Linked DNA regions of Homo sapiens: region 2 is linked to region 1. Evidence: read pairs that join two places in POLR2A ChIA-PET (ENCODE). Cell type or tissue: GM12878. All regions are shown on one strand. Each heading gives the region's core, and the rest is flanking DNA. Links, peaks and the distances in the headings are about the cores only.

The links. Peaks named below come from ENCODE experiments on the same cell type or tissue, not always from the same donor. Only the 100,000 strongest peaks of a DNase experiment are listed, where the experiment ranks them.
Region 2: POLR2A ChIA-PET joins it to region 1 with 10 read pairs; 1 of 35 experiments calls an interaction of 5 or more read pairs at or near these places.

Annotation. Positions count from the first base shown.
Region 1 is chrX:155,174,003-155,184,502 of GRCh38, reverse strand. No RefSeq gene overlaps it. Among named protein-coding and RNA genes, the nearest start is that of VBP1, 37 kb to the left of the region's middle. In GM12878, for the core only: a CTCF peak has its summit at 4,698 (motif pointing right); a DNase peak (open chromatin) is centred at 4,844.
Region 2 is chrX:155,227,958-155,233,021 of GRCh38, reverse strand. VBP1 (VHL binding protein 1) reads right to left here. Exons shown (of 6, transcript NM_003372.7): 4 at 4,540-4,638. Among named protein-coding and RNA genes, the nearest start is that of VBP1, 14 kb to the right of the region's middle. In GM12878, for the core only: no CTCF peak of the experiment used is centred there; a DNase peak (open chromatin) is centred at 1,651; H3K27ac peaks cover 613 bases.

The DNA of each region.
Region 1 (10,500 bases), core at 3,907-6,406:
AAATAAGAGCTATCTATGACAAACCCACAGCCAATATCATACTGAATGGGCAAAAACTGGAAGCATTCCCTTTGAAAACTGGCACAAGACAGGGATGCCCTCTCTCACCACTCCTATTCAACATAGTGTTGGAAGTTCTGGCCAGGGCAATCAGGCAGGAGAAAGAAACAAAGGGTATTCAATTAGGAAAAGAGGAAGTCAAATTGTCCCTGTTTGCAGATGACATGATTGTATATTTAGAAAACCCCATCGTCTCAGCCCAAAATCTCCTTAAGCTGATAAGCAACTTCAGCAAAGTCTCAGGATACAAAATCAATGTGCAAAAATCACAAGCATTCTTATACACCAATAACAGACAAACAGAGAGCCAAATCATGAGTGAACTCCCATTCACAATTGCTTCAAAGAGAATAAAATACCTAGGAATACAACTTGCAAGGGATGTGAAGGACCTCTTCAAGGAGTACTACAAACCACTGCTCAATGGAATAAAAGGGGACACAAACAAATGGAAGAACATTCCATGCTCATGGATAGGAAGGATCAATATCATGAAAATGGCCATACTGCCCAAGGTAATTTATAGATTCAATGCCATCCCCATCAAGCTACCAATGACTTTCTCCACATAATTGGAAAAAACTACTTCAAAGTTCATATGGAACCAAAAAAGAGCCCGCATTGCCAAGTCAATCCTAAGCCAAAAGAACAAAGCTGGAGGCATCACGCTACCTGACTTCAAACTATACTACAAGGCTACAGTAACCAAAACAGCATGGTACTGGTACCAAAACAGAGAAATAGACCAATGGAACAGAACCGAGCCCTCAGAAGTAATACCACACATCTACAACCATCTGATCTTTGACAAACCTGACAAAAACAAGAAATGGGGAAATATTCCCTATTTAATAAATGGTGCTGGGAAAACTGGCTAGCCACATGGAGAAAGCTGAAACTGGATCCCTTCCTTACACCTTATACAAAAATCAATTCAAGATGGATTAAAGATTTAAATGTTAGACCTAAAACCATAAAAACCCTAGAAGAAAACCTAGGCAATACCATTCAGGACATAAGTATGGACAAGGACTTCATGTCTAAAATACCAAAAGCAATGGCAACAAAAGCCAAAATTGACAAATGGGATCTAATTAAACTAAAGAGCTTCTGCACGGCAAAAGAAATTACTATCAGAATGAACAGGCAACCTACGGAATGGGAGAAAATTTTTGTAATCTACCTATCTGACAAAGGGCTAATATCCAGAATCTACAAAGAGCTTAAACAAATTTACAAGAAAAAATCAAACAACCCCATCAAAAAGTGGACAAAGGATATGAACAGACACTTCTCAAAAGAAGACATTTATGCAGCCAACAGACACATGAAAAACTGCTCATCATCACTGGCCATCAGAGAAATGCAAATCAAAACCACAATGAGATACCATCTCACACCACTTACAATGGCGATCATTAAAAAGTCAGGAAACAACAGGTGCTGGAGAGGATGTGGAGAAATAGGAACACTTTTACACTGTTGGTGGGACTGTAAACTAGTTCAACCATTGTGGAAGACAGTGTGGCGATTCCTCAAGGATCTAGAACTAGAAATACCATTTGACCCAGCCATCCCATTACTGGGTATATACCCAAAGGACTATAAATCATGCTGCTGTAAAGACACATGCACATGTATGTTTACTGCGGCATTATTCACAATAGCAAAGACTTGGAACCAACCCAAATGCCCATCAATGATAGACTGGATTCAGAAAATGTGGTACATATACACCATGGAATACTATGCTGCCATAAAAAAGGATGAGTTCATGTCCTTTGTAGGGACACAGATGAAGCTGGAAACCATCATTCTCAGCAAACTATTGCAAGGACAGAAAACCAAACACCACATGTTCTCGCTCATAGGTAGGAACTGAACAATGAGAACACTTGGACACAGGAAGGGGACCATCACACACCGGGGCCTGTCGTGGGGTGGGGGGAGCAGGGAGGGTTAGCATTAGGAGATACATCTAATGTAAATGATGAGTGAATGGGTGCAGCACACCAATATGGCACATACATACATATGTAACAAACCTGCATGTTGTGCACACGTACCCTAAAACTTAAAGTACAAAAAAAAAAGAATAATTTGGGCCCTTACCTCATACCAGGGACAAAAGTTAACTAAAAATTAATCAAAGACCTAACCTTAAGAACTAAAACTATAAAAATCTTCTAAGAAAAGAAAGGGGAAAACTTTGATGACACTGGATTTGGCAATGAATTCTTGGATTTGAGACCAAAAGTATAGGCAACAAAAGGAAAAATAGATAAATTGGAGTTTATCAAAATTAAAAACCTTTGTATAATCAAAGGACACTTTTAAGAGAGTCAAAAGGTAACTCATAAAATAAAAGAAAATATTTGCTAATTATATATCTGATATAGGGTTAATATCCAAAATATATAAAGAACTTCTGCAAGTCAACAACACCAAAGCAACCACATTAAAAAATGACCAAAGGATTTGAACAAAAGTTTCTTCAAAGAAGACATACAAATGGCAAGTAATCACATGAAAAGATGCTCATCATTAATCATTAGGGCAATTCAAATTAAAACCACAATGAGATACCACTTCACACCCATTAGTATGGCTATTGTTATGGACTGAATATTCCTGTCCACTCCCCCAAATTCATATGTTGAAATCCTAACGCCTAATGTGATTACCATCACATTAATAGTTGATGGTAATAGGTAATAGGTAATAGGTGATGGGGCCTTTGGGAGGTAATTAGGTTATGACAGTGGGACCCTCATGAGTGGAATATAAAGGACCACAGAGAGCACTCTTGCTCTCTTTCTGCCACGTGATGGGTACGGCAAGAAGTCTGGAAACCAAGAAGAGGACCTTCACCAGGCAATAAATCTACTAGTGCCTTAATATTGGATTTTCTAGCCTCTAGACCTGTGAGAAATAAATTTTTCTTGTTTAAGCCACCTAGTCTATGGCAACTTATTATACCAGCTCAAACTGACTAAGATAGCTGTCATCAAAATCACCCACTCCCAAAAAACACAGAATATAACAAGTATTGAGGATGTGGAGAAATTTGAACTTTCATATGTTGCTGGTGGAAATGTAAAATGGTACAGTTGCTGTAATAAATGGTATGGTGGCTCCTCAAAAAATTAAATATGAAATTACCAGATGATCCAGCAATTCCACCTCAGGATATAGAATCAAAAGAATTGAAAGATTCAAACAGGTATTTGTGCGCTAATATTCATGGCAGCATTATTCACAATTGCCAAAAGGTTGAAACAACCCAGATGTTCTTCAACAGATGAATGGATAAACAAATGTTATATATTATGGAACCATTGTTTAAAACTCAAATGTCCAAAGCAATCTTGTGCAAAAAGAACAAAGCTGGAATCATCACCCTGTCTGATTTCAAACTGTATTATAAAGCTATGATAATCAAAACTTCTATGCTATGGTACTGGCATAGAAGTAGACACATTGACCAATGGAACAGGATAAAAAGCCTACAAATAAAACTATGCATTTACAGTCAATTGATTTTCAACAAAGGTGCCAAGAACATTGATGTGGTTTGGATTTGTGTCACCACTCAAATCTCATGTCAAATTATAATCTCCAGTGTTAGAGGAAGGGCCTGGTGGGAGCTGACTGGATCATGGAGATGGATTTCCCTCTTGCTGTTCTCATGATAGTGAGTGAATTCTCATGAGATCTGGTTGTTTAAAAGTATGTAGCACCTCCCTCTCACTTTCTTCCTCTGGCTCCGGCCATGTAAGATGTACCTGCTTCCCCTTCTCCTTCCACCATGATTATAAGTTTCCTGAGGCCTCCCCAGCCATGCTACCTGTACAGCCTGCAGAACCATGAGCCAATTAAACCTCTTATCTTTATAAATTACCCAGTCTCAGGTATTTCTTTACAGAACTGTGGAAATGGACTAATACAAACATACAATGGGGAAAGGACAGTGCTTTCAATAAATGGTGCTGGGAAAACTAGATATCCACATGCGGAAGAATAAAATTGGACCGTTATCTCAAAATTTTGTCATTTGCAACAACCTGGATGAACCTGGAAGACATGTTAAGCTAAATAAGCCAGGCACAGAAAGACAAACACTTCATGATCTCACTTCCATGTGGAATCTAAAATTTTGTCAATCTCATAGAATGTTAGTTTCCAGAGATGAAGGGTGGGGAGGGATGGGGAAAGGAGATATGTTGGTCAAAGGGTACAAAGTTTGAGTTAGACAAGAGGAATAAGTTTTAGTGCTCTACTGCACTGCATGGTGAACATAGTTAATAATGTATTATATACTCCAAAATTGCTAAAAGGATATATTTTAAATGTTCTCACTGCAAAAAAAAAAAGGTTAAAAAGGTGAAGTGATGAATATGCTAATTAGTTTGATTGAATCTTTCTACAATGTGTACATACATCAAAACATCACATCATACTCCATAAATATATACAATTATAGTCAATTTAATTAATTAATTTTGAAAATGAAATTCTAATACATGCTACAACATGGATAAACCTTAAAGATATAATGCTGAGTAAAAGAAACAATAGGACAAATACTGTTCTGCAAGAGCCAACTATCTGAGGGAGGGAAACATTCATTTCCATTAGGTGGAGCTATGGCTCCATAAGGGCAGGGACAAAAAATGTTTTTTAATAAATCTGTCTCTGTCCTACCACCACTCAAAACCTTGACTTGTCTTTATCACAGAAGTGGGTGGTTTCTGACCAGGAAACTGAAAAATACCAAAGGGAAACTTTATGACTCCTTGGCTCACTACCACTGTCCCCATGCATGGGTGGTTTTAATCTTGAGCATAGCAAAGACTCTGATTACTAAACCAGTGAAGAAACCAATGTGCAGGTCCACAGCTGACCACTGAGTAGTGCACATGCAGGACAGACCTGAAGAACAGCACAGAGGCTGTGGAAACTGAGCTGACATTAGAACCAGGGACCAGAGAAGCAGCTAAAACTAGCTGCTTAGACCTAATCAGGTGAAACACCTGTTAAAACACAAATATCAACATTTTCCATAAAATTTAATAAAAGATAGAGTCTTACAAAATAACAGTCAATATGTACAAGATGCAATCCAAAATTACTTGGCACATGAAGAACCACAAAAATCTCAATTTGCATAGAAAAAACAATCAACAGATGCCAATGATGAGATGACACAGATATTGGAATTATCTGACAAAGACATTAAAGTGGTTGTTATAAAAATAATTGAATGAGCAATCATGAACACTCTTGCAACAAAAGTTAAAATAGAAAGCATTATCAAATAAATGGAAGATACAGAGAAAAACCAAATGGAAAGTTTAGAACTGAAAAATACAATAACACAATTAAAATATTCCATGGAAGGACTCAATAACAGAATGGAGATGACAGAGCAAAGATTCGGTGAACTTAAAGACAGACCAGTAGAAATCATTCATACTGAAGGACAGAAAAAAAGATTTGAAAGAACCAAACAGAGCTTCAGGGACCAGTGTTACAACATCTAAACATCTAGTATTTGTGTTATTGGAGTCTGAGAATAAGGAGTGACTAAGCGCAGTGCTGAAAAAGTATTTGAAGACATAATAGCAGAAAATTTTCCAGTTATTCCCAAGTGTGGCAAAAGACATAGAAATGAAGGATCAAGCTGAATAGACTCCAAACAGCATATGCTCCCCCAAAACCCATGCCCAGACATCATCACCAAACTTCTGAAAATGAGAGACAAAGGAAAACATCTTGAAATCAGCCCCAGAAAAAAATGACATAGGCTATAGGAGAACAATGATTTAAATGATTGTAAATTTTTCGTCAGAAACCACAGAGGCCAGAATAAAGTGGCACATTTTTCAAGTGCTGAAAGAAAAGAATTATCAATCCAGAATTCTATATCCAGTGAAAATTTGCTTTAGGAATAAAGGTGGAGTAAAGCCATCCTCAAGTGAAAGAAAAATAAGAGAAGTCATAGCTGAAATTGCTAACAGCAGAACTTCCATTGCTAATGGAAGCTCTTCAGGTAGCAAGGGAAATTATACCAGAAGGAAACTTGAAATATCAAGAAAAAGGAAGAGCAACAGAAATGTCAATTATCTGGGTAATTATACTAGACTATTTGTCCCCTCTTTTTTTTTTTTTTTTTTTTTGAGATGAAGTCTTGCTCTGTCACCCAGGCTGGAGTGCAGTGGCACAATCTCAGCTCACTGCAAACTGCGCCTCCCGGGTTCAAACGATTCTCCTGCCTCAGCCTCCCAAGCAGCTGGGATTACAGGCACCCACCACCATGCCCAGCTAATTTTTGTATTTTTGTTAGAGACAGGGTTTTGCCTCATTGGCCAGGCTGGTCTGAACTCATGACCTCAAGTGATCCGCCCATCTTGGCCTTCCAAAGTGCTGGGATTACAGGTGTGAGCCATCGCTCCTGGCCACTCTTGAGTTCTATAAAACATGTTTGATGGTTGATAACAAAAAGTGTGAGATTGTCTGCATGGTTTTTCGATGTATGTAGATGTAATCGATAGACAACTATAACATAAAGGGAAGAAGGTAAGCTGGACCCATATGGTGCTAATGTTTCTACATTCCAACTGAAGTGGTCAAATATTGATTCTAAACTCACTGTGAAATGTGTTTGGTAATTGCCAGATTAAGCATTAAAGGAAACTACACGAAGATATAATTCAAATCACAATATATAAATTAAAATGGGATACTAAAAATTGTTGTGGGCTTCCCCAGTTCCCCCAACTTTCTTTCCGAGTCTTGACAGAAAATCACAGAGTGACTTGATCACTTTGTGACCCAGCCCACTCCAGGTTTTTGCCAGGAGGCCTGAACAAAAACTGGGGCCTTGAACATTCCCAGGTGCTAATAAAGGCATCTAGGTTGTTACCCAAAACACTGAAAAAAAAAAAAAAACTGGCCCCACGACTGAGCCAAATTTGTTAAACCCTAATAAAAACTCCATCCCCTGCCCCTGTATCTGCAGACATACCAGTCCATGCTTTGGACTGATCACCCTGGCACTTAGTGCTTCTGTCTTTGGAATCCCAAACAGTCCCATCTCAGGACAGTTTGGGGCACTCCATTGTGGGAACTCCTCTGCTCCTGCTTTTGAGGTGACTCCAGCCACAGGTCCTGTGGGACAAAACAAATGTTCAAAGAACCCAGAAGGCAGGAAAGAGGAAACAGAGGAACAACAACAAAAATAGAGGGGATAAACGGAAAATAATAAAATGGTAGACCTAAATACAAACATCAATAATGAAATTAAGTGCAATTGCTCTAAATACACCAAATAAAAGACAGAGGTTGTTAGAATGGATTTTAAAAATAATCCAACTCTGCACTATAGACAAGAGACTCACTTCAAATACAATGATATAGGCAGCTTAAAACTAAAAGAATGGAGAGAAGATATAATACACAAACACTATTCAAAAGAAAGCTGTTACATTAATATCAAAGTAGACTTCAGAGCAAAGAAAATTGCCAGGAATAAAGGGGAACATTACTTATTGGTAAAAGGATCAATCCACCAAGAATACATAATAATCCTAAATGTGTATACACCAAATAACAGAGCTTCAAATTATATGAAGCAAAAACTGACCAGACTGAAAGGAGAAATGAACAAATCCACAATAACTGGGAACTTAATACTCTACTCTGATGTCTAGACAGAAGGACTTTGCAGAAATCAGCAAAGATACAGAACAATGCAATCAACCTACAGGATCTAATTGACGTTTACATACATACATAACATTTCACCCAACAATGTTCACAAAAACAGACCATCTCATGTGTCATAAATCAAAACTTAGCAATTTAAAACAATTTAAAGCATACAAAATATTCTCTCTGACCACAAATGAATTAAACTAGAAATCAATAACAGAAAGATAAGAGAATTTTCCAACACTTAGAAATTACACAACACGGCCAGGTGTGGTGGCTCACACCTGTAAGTCCAGCACTTTGGGAGGCCAAGGAAGGTGGATCACCTGAGGTCAGGAGTTCGAAACCAGCCTGGCCAACATTGTGAAACCCCATCTTCACTAAAAATACAAAAACTAGCCAGGCATGGTGCCGGGCACCTATAATCCCAGCTATTCAGGAGGCTGAGGCAGGAGAATTGCTTGAGCCTGGGAGGCAGAGGTTGCAGTGAGCTGAGATCACGCCATTGCACTCCAGCCTGGGTGACAAGAGCAAAACTCCATCTCAAAAAAAAAAAAAAAGAAAGAAAGAAAAGAAAGAAATTACACAACACATGTCTAAATAATGGGTCAAAGAGAAATTAGGAAATATTTTGGACTGAGTGAAAATGAAAATATAACATAATAAAATGTTTGGTTTATATCAAAGCAGGGCTTAGAGGGAATTTTATAAAATTAAACACTTGTATTAGAAAAATATCAACTTGATAATCTAAATTTCCACCCCAAGAAACTAGAAAAAGAAGAGCAAAGCAAACCCAGATCAAGCAGAAGAAAGGAAACAACAAAAAGTAGAAATCGATGAAATTGAAAACAAAAAAATCAATAGAGAAAATTCACTGAAACTAAAATTTATAATCCTTGTATTAGTCTGTTCTCATGCTGCTGATAAAGACATACCCGAGACTGTGTAATTTACAAAGAAAAAGAGGTTTCATGGACTCACAGTTCCACGTGGCTGGGGAGGCCTCACAATCATGGTGGAAGGCAAATGGCACGTCTTACATAGAGGCAGATAAGAGAGAATGTGAACCAAGCGAAAGGAGTTTCCTCTTATAAAATCATCAGATCTCATGAGACTTATTTACTACTGTGAGAACAGTATGGGGGGAACCACCCTCATGATGCAATTATCTCCCACCAGGTCCCTCTCACAACACATGGGAATTATGGGAGCTACAATTCAAGATGAGATTTATGTGGAGACACAGCCAAACCATATCAATCCTCTAAGCAAGGCAAAAAAAAAAAAGAGAGAGAGAGAAGACATAAATCACCAATATCAAGAAATGAAAGAGTAGAGATCACTACAGTTTGCATAGACATTGATTAAAAGGAAAATAAGAGAATACTATGAACAGCTCTATGCATATAAATTTAAACTAAATATTTATGTTATTTCTACATTTCATCTTCTTTACTGCAAACCCCTTTCTTTGCTGTACCTTTTCTAGTATTTCTTAGTCATCTGTGTCTATTTTCTAAGCATCCATTTCCCTCAAATTGCCTTACCTTGTTTTCAAATCTATTGCAGTAGCACAGCCACAACTTTCCTCAGTATGCTTCAAAGTTACTCCTTCCTTCTTCCCAAACCCTACCAAAATTTTCATTCCTAGATATAGCTCAGCTGGATATTAGAAAAAGAAAAGTCACTATCTACTCAAAAGTTAATGTACAGTTTGTTATATCTATGAAACAAGGAAGTTTTAAAGCAAAATCATACAAAAAATAGCACAGGTCCACAATCCTATATTTTAAATCCTTGGGATCAAAAGTGTTTTGAAATTCACAATGTTTTGTACATTAGAAAGACAATTTAGAAAATGCACATAAAACATATGATGTAACACCTCAGGGGGGATGGGATAGTACCCTATAATCAAATGCATTAATATTTATGCAGCAAAATGCAAACAAGATCATAAATAGTGACTATAGACTCATTATAGTTCAGATAACATTTTGCAGCCAAAAGAGTTTGTCACAAACCTTAACTAAGTAAGTAAACTTGTTGTCCAGAACTTTTTGAATTTTAAAATTGCATATAATGTATAGGGGATCTTATCTTTCAACTTTCAATCTATTAGCAAGTCCTATTAATTCTATCTGTGTATCTCTGAAATCTCTTTCTTTCAATGTCCACTGTCACTACTCTAGACCGGGCCACTTGAGACCTCCTGCTTGGATAACTTGAAAAGACTTTCTAATTGACTTCTTCGCTCTGTCTTACTTGCCTACTATCCATCTTCCATACTCTTCCCAGACTAATCTTTCAAAAATGTAAACATGATCATGTTATAGCTTTGGCTCCCCACTGCCAATAAGATAAACTCTTATACAAGTTCCTATGAGTTCTGGCCTCTATTAACCTCTCTAGCTTTATCTCTTATTGCATCTGTCATATATTATGCTACAGCCATGTTAAGCTGTTTACATTTTTCTGAATAGTCCATGTAGTTTTCTGCTCCCTCTGCTTGTGATGCCCTTGCCCTATTTGTCAACTGGTTGGAACAGGAATTAAAAGAAATTTGGCCGGGCGCGGTGGCTCACGCCCGTAATCAACACTTTGGGAGGCCAAGGTGGGTGGATCACGAGGTCAGGAGTTCAAGATCAGCCTGGCCAAGATGGTGAAACTCCGTCTCTACTAAAAATACAAAAAATTAGCCAGGCATGGTGGCACACACCTGTA
Region 2 (5,064 bases), core at 378-2,877, 52 kb before region 1:
GCGTGTAGCAGCAGTTCATTCCTCCTCTGTACTGTATAGTATTCCACAGTCTGAACACATCATGATTTACTCATCCATTCGACTATGATGAACATTTGGGTTGTTTCCAGGTTTTGGTTACTACAGAGTTGATATGAACATTCTTATACCTTTCTTTTAGTTAATATTTATACATTTCTTATATACAGCAAGAGGCAGAAAGAGATAGAGACAGGCATGGAACTGCTATGGCATAGGCAATGCATATGTTCTGCTTTAACAGATACTGCCAGTTTCCCCAGTGGCTGTGTCCATTTACACCTTCACCAACAGTAAATCAGTGTTCTCACTATTCCATGTCCTACCATCACTTAGTATCACCCTACCATTCCGGTGGGTACACAGTGAGATCACATTGTGCTTTTAATTTGCATTTCCCTGTTTACTAATGAAGTGGGACAACTTTTCATATGTTTACTGGCCATTGGGAGGCCCTCTTTTTGGAAGTCACTCACCCATTATCCTGAGGAGTTGCTTATCTTTCCATGTTATCCTTAACAAAAAAGTTTTCTAAAAAATTTAAGTATATAAATATTAGGAAAAAAATGTTTGCAGATTTGGTGAAAGGAGTACACTGTTAAGATAAAATTATAAATATCTGATAAAGTCGATTACATTAAAATTTAAAACTTCTAAGAGCTACCACAAAAGACAAGTGACAGATGAGAAAAAGTATCTGCAATATTAAGAGAAGACTGTGCATCCGAAATACATAATATATAAAGAAGACCTAAATGTCTATCAAAAAAAAAAAGAAAAAGAATCCAACAGAAAAATGGAGCAACAACATAGTCAGGAAGGGAAACAGAAGAGGAAATACAAATGAGCATTTTGTCATACAAAAACCTATAAGATGATACTATTTTCACCTATAAAACTAGCAAAAATCTAAAAATGTGGGTGAGACTGTTAATAAAAGGGTATTTTTATATACGGTTGGAGAAAATGAAAATTGGTAGTCTTTTCTGGAGAGCAATTTGATAGTATCCATCAACATGTTAAATGTGCATACTCTTAGACACAACAATTCCATTTCAAAGCAGCATACAAAAATATGCCTTTGTATACAAGTCTATATGTGCAAAAATATTTACTACAGCACCGCTCACTGTACAAGAAATTTTAAAACAATCCAAACACCCCTTGACTTGGGAATATTATCACATAGCCCTACCACAGAATAGTAAGCCAATAAAACCAAGGAGGCAAACTCTGTGTCTACTCACAAATAAAGACATCTGTGCTGAACAATATACAATATATATCCCATTTTTGTAAAAACAATTAACAAAATTCCAAATATTTAGGTACATACAGATGTACAGACATGATTAAAAGTGGGTGCATCTGGGGATGGAGCAGTAGCCTGCTGCTTTCTATTTGCTCTTTGAACCATTAGCATGTATGAACTCTGATGAAAAACTAACAAAAATGTCATTCACCCAAGAAAAATTTTTACTGAGCACTTATTATGTGTCAGGGAACTGGTAAATACACCAATCAATAACATATCAGGGAGTGCTAAGTACTTTGAAGGAAAACAATACAAGATAAACAGTACAAGTGAAACCAAGAAATGCTGACAGACAAGTCATAGCAGGTCCCTGGGGGAGCTAACAATCAGAACTGAGAACTCAAAGGATTGAGTGTGAAGAACACAGAAGTAGAAATGTGGGGCCACACTGGCAGGTTCCAGGAACAGTTAGGGGGCCACCATGGCTACAGCAGAGTGAGCAAAAGAATGAGCATAAATGAGTGCTGAGAGGGAGTAGGGCTGTCCTGTGGAAAGGACACCTCTGTATTCCACCCTTGGTGACAGGGAAACCACTGGGGTCTTGAGCAGAAAAGCGGAATCATCTGACATGTTTTAAAAGCACTACTCTGGCAGCTTAAGCAGAAGAAAGAGCTAGAATAAAGGTTCTGAGGCAGGGCCATTCCCAGCATGCTCTAAGTCTGGCAAGAAGTCCAAGTGTGGCCAAGCGAGGAAGTAAGAGAAGAACAGAGAGACTGGACACGGTGGCTCATACCTGTAATCCCAGCACTTTGGGAGGCCAAGGTGGGCAGATCACCCGAGGCCAGGAGTTCGAGATCAACCTGGCCAAAATGGCAAAACCCCGTCTCTACCAAAAAATTTAGCTGGGCATGGTAGCACGTGCCTGTGATCCCAGCTATTCAGGAAGCTGAGGCACAAGAATCGCTTGAGCCCGGGAGACAGAGGTTGCAGTGAGCTGAGATCACAACACTGTACTCCAGCCTGGGCAACAGAGTGAGACTCTGTCTCAGAAAAAAAAAAAAAGAGAGAAGTAACAGAGAGTACCAGGATGTATAGGAACTTGTCAGCCACTCAAAGAACTTGGACTTTTCCTCGGAATGTGATAAGAAACCATTCAAAGATTTTGGGCAGAATAATGGAATGACCTGATTGAGATTTCAAAGGATTAATCTGACCACTGTGCTGGAAAGACTTTAGGAATTCCAGCAAGGGCAGAAGCAAGACAGTGAATTAGGGTATTATTATGGGTTAAACAGTGTCCCCAAAAAAGATACATTTAAGTTTTAACCCCTTATACTAGCGAATGTGACCTTACGTGGAAGTAAGGTATTATGGATTGAATTCTGTCTCCCCAACAAAAAATAAGTTGGACTACTAACCCCCAGTAGCTCAGAATGTGACTTTATTTGGAGATAAGGTCTTTCAAAAGGAGAAATTTGGACACATGCATGCACACATGTGAAGATGAAGGCGGAGATCACAGTGATGCTTCTACACATCAACATGCCAAAGACTGTCCGCGAACACCAAAGCTAAGAGAGGAGGCTAGAACAGATTTTCCCTCACAGCTCTCAGAAGGAATCGACCCTGATTCTGGGGCTCATCACGGACTTCTGGCCTCCAGAACCATGAGACAGTCCATTTCAGTTGTTAAAGCCACCCAGTTTGTGGTAATTTTATTATGGCATCCCTAAAAACTAATAGACAGTATTCCCACAGTCCTGGCAAGAGACAAAGGTGGCCTGGACCATGGTAACAGCAGTAAGGAAGTGAGAGATAGTTGGCTTCTCAATCTATTCAGAAGAAGGAACCAGTGGGGTTTGCTGAAGGACTGGTTGAGAGATATAAAATAAAGAAGAGTCAAAGAAGACTCAAAGATTTTTGTTCTGAGCAACCAGGCAAAAGATTCTGCCATTTACTGAGATGGAGAAGATTGTGGGAAGTGCCAGTCTATGAGTGGTGAAATGAGGATTTAAACATTCAAGAGGAATGAAAGAAGAAAAACATGAAAAGAGCAAGAAGAGCTCAGCAAAGAAAATGAAGAGAAAGAGAAACAGAAGAACAGTTACAAAAGACAGAGTAAAAGCAACAAAACAGAATAACTACCAGGGAAAACACAAAGTCATGGGGAAGCAGCCAGAGGAAATCACACAGAATGAAACACATCGAATAACTGAAAACAGAGAACATGATAGGTACTGAAAACAGATAAAGGAGATCGAACATATGCATATTTATTATTCCCAAAAGATAATAAAAGAAATGGGGCAAAAGTCACATTCAAGTACACAACAGAAATTATCTTTCCTGAAATAAAGTAACACTTGAATTTGTGAATCAAAAGGTCATGCAATTTCTACAAAAAAACTGAATACAGAAAATCATTGAATCCTTGGACACTCAGGTGTAGTTGCTATGCTTCAAAGTTATTTTTTAAAAAGCCTTAGTGATAAATTATAAAAGATAAATACTGAAATGCAGATTGTAGAGTGAAATATAAATGTTGTACAAACTTTGAGCAAACCTCCTTGGGCTAATCTAGAGTGCCTCTCCAGAGTGATCCTACAGGACAGCAGCTAGGGGAAATCCTCCCCGTAGGACAGCTGGTAGAAGTACACTTGGCTTGCTACTTTGTATGAGAACTTGCCTGAGGTAACAAGATCCACAGACAGGTAGCTGGATAGTCAGAGGACTGAGAAGAGCAAAATAGGTAAATCACAGATAAGCTCAATGAAATCATCTAAAACTGAAATACATGGTTTTAAAAAATAAACTCTAACCTCAAACTTTTTGCAATACTCTTTTTCCCCTTAAATTGAGAGGGATCTTTCTAGAATTATTAAACTCTTATGGGAAGAAGCGTTTATCTAAAGTTCAGCAGTACCTTCTATTTTACTTCTATTGCTCTTCCTCCATTATATTTAAGAGAGATAAAGCACTAACTGGAAGAGAAGCAGGGTTTGTTTGATCAGTTTTATCTTGATTGGGAGAGACTTCAGTATGTTTTTACTGCGATCTTCATCGCACTTCTGATTCTAGTCAATTTCTAATATGAACCACTTGGACTCTGTCCCTTTGTCCCTTCCACAATCAAAAGGAGATGAACACTTTACATATCTCGAGCAATACTACTAAAATACTAGCAAATACTAGCAAAACCAGTGTGTTTGCTACAGAAAACACACTGGTTTACAAATATATCAGCTGTGGCTATAACATTTACTTACCCCCAACCACAGACACACTTTATCGGTAGGAGGAACTGAAGCTTTGCAATACAGGTTATCTGCCAGCAAGAATCTGGTCTCCATTGAGTTGGTGGACTCCTTCAAAACAAAAAAAAAAATGACAGTACCATAAACAGGCCAGTTTGATACCAAGGTTATAAAGGAGAGATTGCACAGTTGAACCTAGGACATTTAAAACAGTACCATCATGCAGGCTAAGTGTAGTGGTAAAAGAAATGAATGCTAGACCCAGGTGGCTGGGTATGGACTCTGGCTCAGCTACTCACTAGCTGTACAAATCTGGCATCTCACTTAACTTCTATATCTCAGGTTCTTCATCTGTAAAATGAGGATTACAACAGTCCCTACACCTATGAAGTCAGTGGTAAGCACTGAGTATACACAGACACACACACACCCCCGAGTGCCTGACATACAGAGAAGGCATTATTGTAAGAATTAGCCATTCTTCTATTATTTCATTGGTGCTTCATGCCCAATCAATCAGTTGCTGAAGTCTTACAA